Linked DNA regions of Mus musculus: region 2 is linked to region 1. The links are chromatin contacts, found by Hi-C or POLR2A ChIA-PET in ENCODE. All regions are on one chromosome and are shown on one strand. Each heading gives the region's core, a stretch centred on a gene start or an enhancer-like site at or near the end of the contact. The rest is flanking DNA. Distances are from core to core; before and after follow the strand shown. Region 1 has its middle 34 kb from the start of Fads2. Region 2 holds the start of Fads1 (fatty acid desaturase 1).

Region 1 (5,744 bases), core at 2,026-4,525:
GAGAGGTCTAGAATCGGGGATAATGCTGCCCTTCAGAGCTACTCATTCTGTAATTTAAAGAGCCACTTTCTCTCTTACTCTTCTGTATAAGCACCACATGGCCAGGGAGAATGAGGGAGAGCCTCATTTACTAGCCTCACAGCTAGAAAAGTGGGGACCCTTATTCAGTCTTCTGTGTGAAGAGCCATCTTAGGGCTGAGCTTCCCTGCCAGGAAATAGCAGGGAGGCTGTTCATGAATTTTAACAAGATTCCAGGGAACCCTAGAAGAAGAGGAAGCCTAAAACTCAAACTGTGCCTACTTAAGCCAAGTCAGTCACACCACCTCCTCTCTAGATCCGTAGGCCCTAGCAATCCAAGCAAAGCTGGTGGTCTAAATACCTCACCGCTCTTCTGAGCCAGAGCTGTCCTAGGCCCTAGAGCTACATTCTTACATTTACCAGCATTTGAGGAATGTGTCCCAGCTCCTCCGGAGACCAGACACCACCCTTGGGTCGGACTTGTTTCATCATGTTGGTTCCGGCTCACTGACCCTTGGGCCAGATGGTATTGCTCTTAAGAGTCTTTCCCTGTGACTCAGCACTATTCCAGAGGGCCTTGGAAAACAACCAGGCCTGCACCCACCCAGAGAAGCTCCAGGGCTTGCCCAGGCTTTACCATCAGGCTTTTTCTCTGGGGACAGTTGAAGATCAGTCCCTCCACTGGGGAACACAGACTCTGTCGTTGGACTCAAGAGGTTCATGATTGCTGTGAGTCTTTCTAATCTATCTAGATGCGCTGCAGCCTAGTTTTAGCTGCCAACTTGATACAACCCAGAGTAACATAGAAAGAGACTCTTAGTGAGGACTTATGAAGACAGTCTGTGGGGGACTATCTTGATTGTTACTTGAGGTGGGTAGAATCACTCAGACTGTCGATGGCACCATTTCATGGCCTGGGTCTTGACCTGTGTAAGAGTGACAGAAGCTGGCTGAGAACACGTAACAAGTAAATGAGCGACACAGGTGAACTCAGCTCTTCCTGCTCTTGACCGTGGCTGTGCTACTTAAAGCCTATCAAGTGTTTTATCATGTCAGTGGAAATGAATCGACTATCGCTGATGAGGGCAAAAGCCTACTGTGAGTGGCCGAACTTGGGAAAGAGTCTTTGCACACGTCAGGGTGGATGGGAAACCCAACAATCACACAATTGCTGTGGTTCTTGGACTGTAGACCTTAGTGAAAGGCTCCCCATTTCTCTGGCTATGACAGAGGCTCTGAACACTACAAAATGAATAGACCTGATGTCAATCCCCAACTCTGAACCCCTCCCCAAACCTTAGAGCCATCTCTAACAACCAGAAAAGAGGTAGGAGCCTTGACGACTAAGGGGCATCAGTTTGTTTACTCATTCAGAAAAATGGCCTGGATTTCTGTTGGCGGGGGCAGTTCTTCTTGTCCATCTCACTCTCTGTCTCTCCCCTACAGGGGTTTCTAGAAAATGAGATTTGTTAGAGTTGCCCAAGGATGGGTGGGAAAGGCATTGTTCTCTTTAAGGCTTATTTTTCCCCTCCTTAGAATACGGAACAAAACACCCATGGAAGGAGTTACAGAGACAAAGTATGGAGCTGAGACCAAAGGATGGACCATCCAGAGACTGCCCCAACCAGGGATCCATCCCATAATCAGCCACCAAACACAGACACTATTGCATACACCAGCAAGATTTTGCTGAAAGGACCATGCTATAGTTGTCTCTTGTGAGGCTATGCCAGTGCCTGGATAATACAGAAGTGGATGCTCACAGTCAGCAATTGTATGGAACACAGGGCCCCCAATGGAGGAGCTAGAGAAAGTACCCAAGGAGCTGAAGGGGTCTGCAACCCTATAGGTGGAACAACAATATGAACTAACCAGTACCCCCAGAGCTCATGTCTCTAGCTGCATATGTAGCAGAAGATGGCCTAGTCGGCCATCACTGGGAAGAGAGGCCCCTTGATCTTGCAAACTTTATATGCCCCAGTACAGGGGAACGCCAGGGCCAAGAAGTGGGAGTGGGTGGGTAGGGGAGCAGGGCGGGGGGTGGGGTGGGGAGGGAGGGTATAGGGGACTTTCGGGATAGCATTTGAAATGTAAATGAAGAAAATATCTAATAAAAAATTGAAAAAAAAGATTCATTTTTACTTTATGTGTATGAGTGTTTAACTTGCATGTATGACTGTACGCTATGTACATGCGTTGCTCGAGAACACTAGGAGAGGGCATCAGATCCCCTGGAACTAGAGTTACAGGTGGTTTTCAGCTGCCATGTGGGTACAGGGAATTGAACTTGGGTCCCCTACAAGTACTTCTAACTACTCCTTTCTTTAGATTTTTTTTTTTTGGCTGCATTTGTGTTCCTGGTGTACATGCATATGTATATGCATGTTTGCATGTATTTGGGTGTGTATGTGTACTTGCTCTATGTGTGTGGACATACCTGTGAATGTCTAAGGCTGGTATCAGGAATCTGCCTTGATTGCTATCCTCTTTTATGTATTGAATCAGGGTCTCTTATTTGAACTAGAGCTAGGTAGGCTAGTGAGGCGGCTGGCTCTGCCTTGTAAGCACTGGCATTGCAGGCAGATCACTGTGCCCATTTGTCCTGTATATGAGTGTCAGGGATCCAACTTCTGCTCCTCCATTTTGTGTAGTCTGCACTTTACCCACTGAACCATTTCCTGAACCCTCTTAGTTTTGAGACAGAGTCTCATGAACCCCGATCCTCCTATCTCCATCTTCAAGTATTAAAGTCATAGGCATAAGCCACCCACCGTACTCTGTTTATATAGTATTGGAGACTGAACCCAGGACCTTATGCAAACTACGAAAGCATCTGCTAACTGTTTTTGGATGGCTTGTTCAGTAAGAAGAGAGGGAGCCACAAAAAAGGAGCCAAACGAGGCTCATGGTCAAGGATTTGGGCTTCATTCTAAGATGAGTGAAAAATCTGGGGTTTTATGACTGACACAAAGGGACGTGCATGGGTTTGCTATAAAGCATTCCTTGGATGCAGAGTGACAGATGCAAAGAGAAAGCAATGGTGGCTTCTGCTTTAGGTAGTGGTCCTGGCCAGCAGGAAGGGGGTGCTGGGGCAGGCAGAGAGGACATTATGGTTAAGGTTTTAGTATTCTAAGGTCATATGGTTCCAGCAGAGCTGTCCAGGCAACAACAGCTGGAGAGAGCACTCTGGCCAGAAACTGCAGGGCAGAGGGCCAAATAAGGAAATTGGAGAGTGAGAAGGAAATCTTAGGACAAGCCCCAGGCGGAGTCCACAGTGACAGGAAGGAGCCAGCCAGGAGAAGGGAAGATGGGAAGGGAAGAGCAAACTGGAGACAACAGTTCATGGCAGCGGGGTAAAAGGACAAGGGGGATGTTAATGAGTGTCAAAAGCTTCTTAGAGAGCCTGTGAGGTGGGCACTTCCCAGCAACCCTGATGACCTGAGTTTGACTCCTGAGGTCCATATAGCAGAAAGATAGAACCAGCTCCTGCAGGTTTTCCCTCCAGCCTCCACATGTGCATGTGCCAGGATGCACACACACACACACGAATAAACAAGTGAAAGGAATATATTTTCTTTGCTTCGTATAGGCTCTGAACAGAATCTACTGGAGTTTGCAATAAAGGGCCACTGCAGTCCATCCATCCACCCATACTTAGTCTCTCTTCCTCTCTCCCTCCCTCCCCCTCCCCTTCTCCATCATCCCCCCCCCCCAACGTGTGGTGGGAGATATGGAACCCAAAGCCCCGTGCACTTTACTGCTGGACTCTATCTGACCCACCAATACCATGATCTTAATGACCTGACAGAGGTGAATGCAAATGTAGTGAGCTGAGGATACAGAGGGAAACCTTCTGGATATTTAACTCTAACATCAACTCTGTGCGTGGTTTTGCGGCAGAGGTCTAAGAATTTCTCTTTATATTCTGTGCTGGACAGTTTTATGTCAACACAAGCTAGAGTTATCTAAAGGGAGCTGAACAATAGCTGACAATAGTAGAATAGGGGGCTAGAGAGATGGCGCAGTGGGTTAAAAGTGCTTGATGCTCTCTCAGAGGACCTTGGTTTGATTCCCAGCATTCACTTTGAGCGGCTCACAACAACCTGCAACTCCAGCTCCAGGAGATCCAAACCTCTCTTCTGGCCTCTGTGGGCATCACACACATTGGGTGCATATTCAGACGAACAGGCACACACACACACACACACACACACACACACACACACATTAAAAATAAATAAATAAAAATTAAAACAGAGCAATTGTAACAGCATGCTAATGTTAATTATGTCCACAGAAATAAAAGTGAGCATATATATATATATAATAGATATATATATATAATATATATATATAATATATATAGTGTCCAGTCTCTGATTATGACAGGACTCTGTGGTGAGAGTCACTCAAGTGATGAAATCTTCACAGGTGAGTGACAGTGACAGAGCATCAGGTCACTTTGTTAGGGTCACTTGAACAGTTGATGTCATAATCTCGTGGCTACCATGTGACCAGAAGGTATTTTGTGGATACAGAATAGACAGGGTGGACAGAGGGGTTACTCACATTGTGGGCAGACTGAATGGGCCAGATGTGAAATGCCCCTGGGCCACTCAATACTTAAAACATGTAACTTGTTTGTTTGTTTTTTCTAGAATTTCCATCTCATATTTTCAGGCTGTGCTTGACCAAGATCTGAAACTGTGGAAGGATACACTTGGCCATGACCGCCATTCTGCTGCGCTTTGCTTGCAGCCTGTGAGAGAGGGTATGTTTGCACATGGTTCACTGTGCCTAGTTCTTGAGTCACCTGGCCATATCCCTTCTGCTTTCTGTTGAGATGAGAGTCTCCTTTCACTGTTTCATAGGTGCTCTGTACTAAATGTGAACATAACACTTTTTATCTTCTGGTTGTTTGTCACTGGGTTTCCTTTATGATATTTTCCTTTCTGTAAATTTATTATTGTGTCTTAATGGTGGGGCACATGCCACAATGTACCTGTGGAAGCCAGAGGACGACTTTGTGGAGTTGGTTCTTCCTTTCCACTTTCTTTTGTTTTGTTTTTTCGAGATATGGTTTCTCTGTATAGCTCTGGCTGTCCTGGAACTCACTCTGTAGACCAGGCTGGCCTCGAACTCAGAAATCTGCCTGCCTCTGCCTCCCAAGTGCTTGGATTAAAGGCGTGCTCCACCACGCCCGGCCTCCTTTCCACGTTCAAGTGGGTTGTAGAGATCAAATTCAGATCACCAGGCTTGTATGGCAAATTCCTTGAGCCACAGAGCCACCTTGCCAGCTCTGTTTATGACATTTTCCAAGCCAGATTGATCTCCTTGATTCTCTATCTTTTTTATTTTTGAGGCAGGGTCTCAGTGTGAGGTTTAGACCTCAAACTCTCAATCCTCCTGATAGCGTTACAGACAGAGTTAGTGAAATGAGAATCTCATTCAACAGAACGTTGGGGGTGGGGAGTATGGACAGAACTCAAGAACTAAACGTAAGGAATGTTGTGTTAATGTGCCCACTGTCAGGAGTCACCAAGGGCTGCAGCACGTGGCCCTGGGTGACATGTGTGTGCCACTATACCTCATCCCAATTTCCCCTCCTTTCCCTTAACTCTCATTTCTCTTCTTTGAAAGCCTAATTAGAATCCACAGTTTCTTACAGACTAAAGAAACAACATTACTTGACCCTCTTTCCCTTTGCAAACACAAGCGCCTTCTAG
Region 2 (5,744 bases), core at 1,235-3,734, 48 kb before region 1:
GCACTGGTGATGGGAGCACTGGTGATGGGAGCATTGGTGATGGGAGCAATGGTGATAGGAATACGAGTGATGGGAGCTCTGCTGATGGAAGCACTGGTGATGGGAGTACTAGTGATGGGAGCATTACTGGTGGGAGCACTGATGATGAGAGCACTACTGGTGGGAGGACTGGTGATGGGAGCATCGGTGGTAGTAGCACTGGAACAAGCTCCAGTGGGCTTATTACCCCATGACTACTCAAGACTCCCAAGAACCGTCACCTGTGATCCTATGCAGGCATTTGCCCCCTCTCCCTCCACAACTAAGTCTCCAAACAGCAAACATGGCCTCTCACATTCTTGGTGGGTTCAAAGCTGGGTTGCTCCGGAGCCAGCTCTCCAATCAGAAGAGAGTTCATATACTTTCTCACAAGACCCTTGTTGATGTGGAATGCCACAAAAGGATCCTAAAAATACAGAGAGAAGACAGTGAGGACCCCTGTCTCCCAGGCTCCCAAGGGCCTCACATCAAAGACCATCCTCCAGGTCAACAAGGTTTGCATCAATGCTGATGCAAGGCCTCCTCCCTCCTCCCTACTGTTCTTCCAGATGTCAGTCCCAGATCACCTGGCATTTGGGTTTCCACTGAAAGGGCACTACACCAAAGACTGGAAAGACTCCGCTGAATGCCACAAACACGGACCTGACGAAGCTAGCCTTCATGTCTACAGACACTTGGTGTAGGAATTTAGCACAGGAGAGAAGCAGCTTGCGGGAATAGGTGGGGCTATGAGGTTTTTGTTCCTACAGTACTTTCAACATGTCCCTTTCTTTCTTAGCCAGCTTCTGTTGTGAGGAAGACTCCCTACCTATGCCAGCGCTGGGGAACTCTTCACATTTCTTCCTCCTTTGGGCAGGGTTCCCTATTTCCCTCAACATTCTGACCATTCCCGCTCCGGAATAGTTAATATGGGTTATACAAGGTGGGTGGGAGGGCCTTAGGGAAAAAAAGCTGTAAGCGGAGGTGGAGTCCGTGGTCAGTGGCACCACACATCCAGACCAATCGCTGTCCTTGCCATGAAATCCTAGGCCCCCAAGCCACACAGAATGGGAAGCCTAGACGGAGCGGGTCTGCTCCATCCTTTCATGAACCGGTATAGGAATGCACTGCTGTTTGGATTCTGGGTGGTTACTTCTAGAAACCGGCTCCTTCTAGCCTGGTCGCTAAGGCCCTCCACCTCTAACTTCATGGGCAACTTAATAGGAACCCTGAGGACCCCGGGAGCACGTTAGACTGGCAGACAAGGAGTAAGAGGTCGGAGGGATGGCATTAGGTAGTTAAAAGGGAGATGGACCCAAATGTAGAGACCCAACAGATGACAATCCTGTCAAAGAATGCTCTGTCCTAAGTCATTCCTAGTCCGGCCCTCGCCTCTGAGGGAGGATATGGTCTAAAAAGAGAAAACAGGGCCACTAGACAGAAGCTGGGGTTCGTACTGACTCTTCCTTCAGTAAGCTACAACGGAAAAGGGACGCGACCCCGCGAAGTGTCTAATCGCGCGGGAGCCCTATTCCCTCAATAGTCGACCTCCCTGGCCCAAGTGACCTCGCACTAAGAATCCGAGTACAGTTTTACGACTCCAACTGCAAGCTGTCTTGGACCGGCTCAGGTTCATTACCCTACCCTCCGGGCTTCACAATGTACAGGTGATGCCCAAGCACCGGGTCCTCAGTGTCATCCCTAGCGCAAGCAGTCCTTTCCCACTTCCTTTCCGCTCCGAATCCCAACTTAGGGCCAGTTCTCTAGGTCAGACAAGGCTGTGTTCACCCTCCTAGCCTGGCAGACAGGACGCGACTCCCACTCTCTGCTCAGACTCCTCCTCCCACCACCGGAGGTTGCAAGTACCGTTGAACGGGTGCCTGGAAAGCTCATTCCCTCCTATCCAACCCATGCTTGAGACTCCAGAGGCAAAGCACGGATGTGCAACCAGCCCTTTGTTTGAGTGTGCGTGTCTCCGGCCACCGTCTACCGCTCCGGTCTCTCAGGCGCTTGCATCCCGGGTTCAAAGGCCTCTCTCCCCGCCAATGTCCCTCCCCGAGGTGCAGATGCGCCTATTGTCCGCTCTCACCGTGGCATCCTGACCCGCGTAGTGGCTGATGACCCGGGAGCCCCCCGGGTGGCGGCGGCTGAAGTCGCTGATGTTGTACACCTTCCGGTCGATCACGAGCCATCGCTCCTTCTCCCGCCCGGAGCGCTGCGCCACCTCCTCCCAAGTAAAGTAGCGCGTTTGGCGGAGCTGGGCGGAGGCCGGGCCAGGGGTCGGCACCGGGTCGGGAGCCATAGCAAGCTTGGCGGGGGAAGCTGGAGTCTGAGAGGTGCGCGCTCCGGGCCGCGGGGCAGCGCACGCCAGGCTCGCGAACTAGGGGAGCGTCGGGCTGCCTCGAGCGCGCGCCCGGAGACCGCCGTTCGCGCGCAGGGTTTTCAGCACCCTTGGCGCGGACCGCCGAGCCCCGCGGCGCGAGCTCCCATTGGCTGAGCCGAGTGGCGTGGGGCGCGAGCTCCGCCTCTCTCGGGTAGCAAAGACAGACTCCCCACTCCCCGGAGAGACTCAGGCTACTTCCAGCGGCAGAGACGCGCCCCCTCGCGGGGCCTGAAAGTGGTCTCCAGGCTATTCCACTTCGGAATTTATTTATTTATTTTTTTATTGAGCATGGTAGGGATTGATAGGATAACGGTTCCTTTGAGTGCGTCACAGCTTGATGTAGCTAAGGCGGAGGTCCCAAGGGCGCATAGAAGCTTGGTGTGAACATATAGAAAAGAAAACAGTTCTCATGTTGCTCAGGCCGGCCCCAGACTCACTGTGTAGCTGAGAATGACCTTGAACCTCTGACTCTCCTGAGTTCTGGGTTTACAGGCACTGCTTTCCACGTTCTGTTTCATACAGCAGATTGTGCTAAGGCAAACGTTCTGTCAATTTCCTGCCCCTAGGAAACACGTGACAAATTAAACACAGTGGCTTTAGCAAACAAAACAGCATCCTGACCCAGTAGCCGTTCAGAGATCCCCCTTCCTAGCAAGGTGGGCAGTTAGCATGTGTGGAAAGAAAGAGGACTAACATAAAGAAAGAGACTGATTGGCTACAGTTCCAGGCTTTTGCTCACGTGATAGCCCAACGCTAACAGAAGTCTTGTCTGCTATGATTGGCCGTCACTTTTGACTTACAAGAATATAGTACTTAGGAACACACACACACAATTAACACATGCACGCATGCACACACACACATGCACTAACTAAAATGTGATGATGATGATGATGGTGGTGGTGATGATGATGATGATAACAATACTAATGATAGCTCTATGGTTCAGGAGGAACAGTTGCCTGATGCAAAACCCAGTGACCTGAAATGGATCCCTGGGACCCACAAGATGGAAGGAGAGTACTGACTTCCACAAGTTTTTCTTCTAGCCTACATTGCCTGCAATTCATGGCAGCACACACACACACACACACACGTAAATAAATAAATAAATGCAATTTTAAAAACGATTTTAAAACAAAAATAAAACGAAGAAAGGCCAGCCTTGCCTTCTTTGTATGTAGTTTAACATTTGCAATTAGCTTTAGCATTTTCTATTTCTAGTGATCTTAGTTTCGTATTGTGTTTTGTTGTTATTTTTGTCCCTGGAAGCAGTAGCCCTGGCTGATCTGGAACTCACTGTGATGAACAGATTAGCTTCGAAGTTGCAATGATCGCCCTGCTTTGGCCTCCCAAGTGCTGTAATCATAGGCAAGCACCACTGTGTTTCACTATATTAATTAGAATTATACAGGTTTAGTGGCCTTAATTGTCAGGAGACAGTAGGACGCAATCAATCGTGAAGTTTGTGTGACAGCCTCAGCAGTGGTTACACCAGCAGTGTGTAGACTGGTGAATCTAGCAATCTCTATTTCTGGAAGCATGAGCTTCTTTAGAGCGCCGTTTGCCAACTGTGGCACAGAGCCTGTTCTCTAACAATTCTGTGTATTGTGGGTCTTTCTGCAATAGGGAACTTTACTGGGAACAAAACATCTCTATTCTCCTTGGAGTTTCGCTCTTGCTCTGGCTAAGTGTGAGAACTAAACTGTCTGCACGGACATTCCTCAGCCTCAGTTTCCCGTTCTTGATAATGGTGCTAAACCATTCTGGCATAAGAAGTATTAATTTTATATGAAAAATTTATCTTATATCTTACTACTTAAAATCTTTTAATTTTATTTATTTATTTATTTATTTATTTATTTATTTAGAGTATTTACCTGTGTGTGTCAGTGGAAAAAAACCATACATGCCACAGCCTATATGTAGATATCAGAAGACAAACCTGCGGGAGTCTATTCTCTCCTTCTATCATGTGGGTGTTGGGGACTAAACTCAGGTCATCAGGCTTCTAGGAAGTACCTTTACCTGCTAAGCGGCCTTGCTGTCCCTTTATCACATGTTTTGAACAATTAATGCTTAGATTGCTGTATTAGCTGCTTTTTCCCAGCTGTGCCAAAATACTGACAAGGTGCAGCTTAAGAAGGAGGGTTTAATACGGCTCCTAGTGCGAGGGTAGGCATGGGCATAGCATAGGCAGAAGCCATGGCACCAGCTGTGGCATTCCGAGCTTGCTCACATTCAGGCAAGCCAGGAGACAGATAAGAGGACTGCTCACATTCCGATGCCTTTCTCCTTTACCCACTTGAGTTCAGGATCCCATAGAATTGTGCCACTTACTTTCAGAGCAGTCCTTCCCTCTTCTGGCAGTCCTCTCTGGGAAACCCTTCACGGACACCCCCAGAGGTGTGTCCCCTGGGCGAGGGTGATCCATCAAGTCAATACTGATGAAGAGTCACCATCGTCATGGCTTACAAAGATGGTATGTTAAAATGCTAGCCATCATCATGGATTTTTTTTTTTTTTAAAGATTTATTTATTTATTTATTTATTATATGTAAGTACACTGTAGCTGTCCTCAGACACTCCAGAAGAGGGAGTCAGATCTTGTTACGGATGGTTGTGAGCCACCATGTGGTTGCTGGGATTTGAACTTCCGACCTTTGGAAGAGCAGTCGGGTGCTCTTACCCACTGAGCCATCTCACCAGCCCCCGGATTTTTTTTTTTTTTGCTGAAATATTTTATACCATGAGTTCACTTTATCTGTAAACCTACATAGGATAACATGACCCCGAGGCTTGGGAGACGGTTCAGCAGTTCAGAGCACTTGTTACTCTTGTAGAGGACCAGGGTTTGGTTTCCAGCACCCACACAGTGGCTCACAAACATCTTTAACTATAGTTCCAAGGGAATCTGACATGCTTCTCTGATCCCCACAGCCACCAGGTACATACATGGTACACACACATACATACAGGTAAAACACTTGTACATATTTTAAAAAGATAACATAAGCTCATTTTACTGGTAAGCATAAATAAAAAAAGATGTGTATCTGCAATATACTTCATATGGAAAATTCCGAAGATATGGCTGTTTTAATTGACCCATAAACATTATCACTTACAAGCTGAGTCACAAACTTGGAAAGCATCTGGGGGTAGTTTTTATGCTCTGGGAAGAATAGTTTGTTTAGAAAGGCATTTATTTTCCTTAAATCCAATTAAATTGAGCTGTTTTATAGTTTAACTTGACAATATTTTAAGAAAATTGAAAAAAAACCAAACTTCTCATATCTATAAGCGCATCCATGTACGTAGGGAGTCAGAAGCAAGTCTTGTT

Evidence for each region. A loop is a pair of places that touch in the nucleus more often than their neighbours do. ChIA-PET counts read pairs that join two places held with the same protein, here RNA polymerase II (POLR2A).
Region 2: POLR2A ChIA-PET joins it to region 1 with 14 read pairs in embryonic stem cell. The contact joins the promoter of Fads1 here to the enhancer-like site in region 1. A Hi-C loop is called at or near these places in 3 of 37 maps with a recorded cell type or tissue (adrenal gland, left cerebral cortex and v-Abl transformed pro-B cells). POLR2A ChIA-PET finds 5 or more read pairs at or near these places in 5 of 5 experiments (Patski and embryonic stem cell).

Annotation. Positions count from the first base shown.
Region 1 is chr19:10,132,387-10,138,130 of GRCm38, reverse strand. No RefSeq gene overlaps it. Among named protein-coding and RNA genes, the nearest start is that of Fads2, 34 kb to the right of the region's middle. Within about 2 kb of position 3,275, at least 1 of the 3 ENCODE cell types and tissues checked has a DNase peak (open chromatin) inside an H3K27ac peak, as active enhancers do.
Region 2 is chr19:10,179,628-10,185,371 of GRCm38, reverse strand. Fads1 (fatty acid desaturase 1) reads right to left here and starts at 2,484. Exons shown (of 12, transcript NM_146094.2): 1 at 2,108-2,484; 2 at 335-445. The coding sequence starts at 2,320. It also overlaps the pseudogene Gm50359.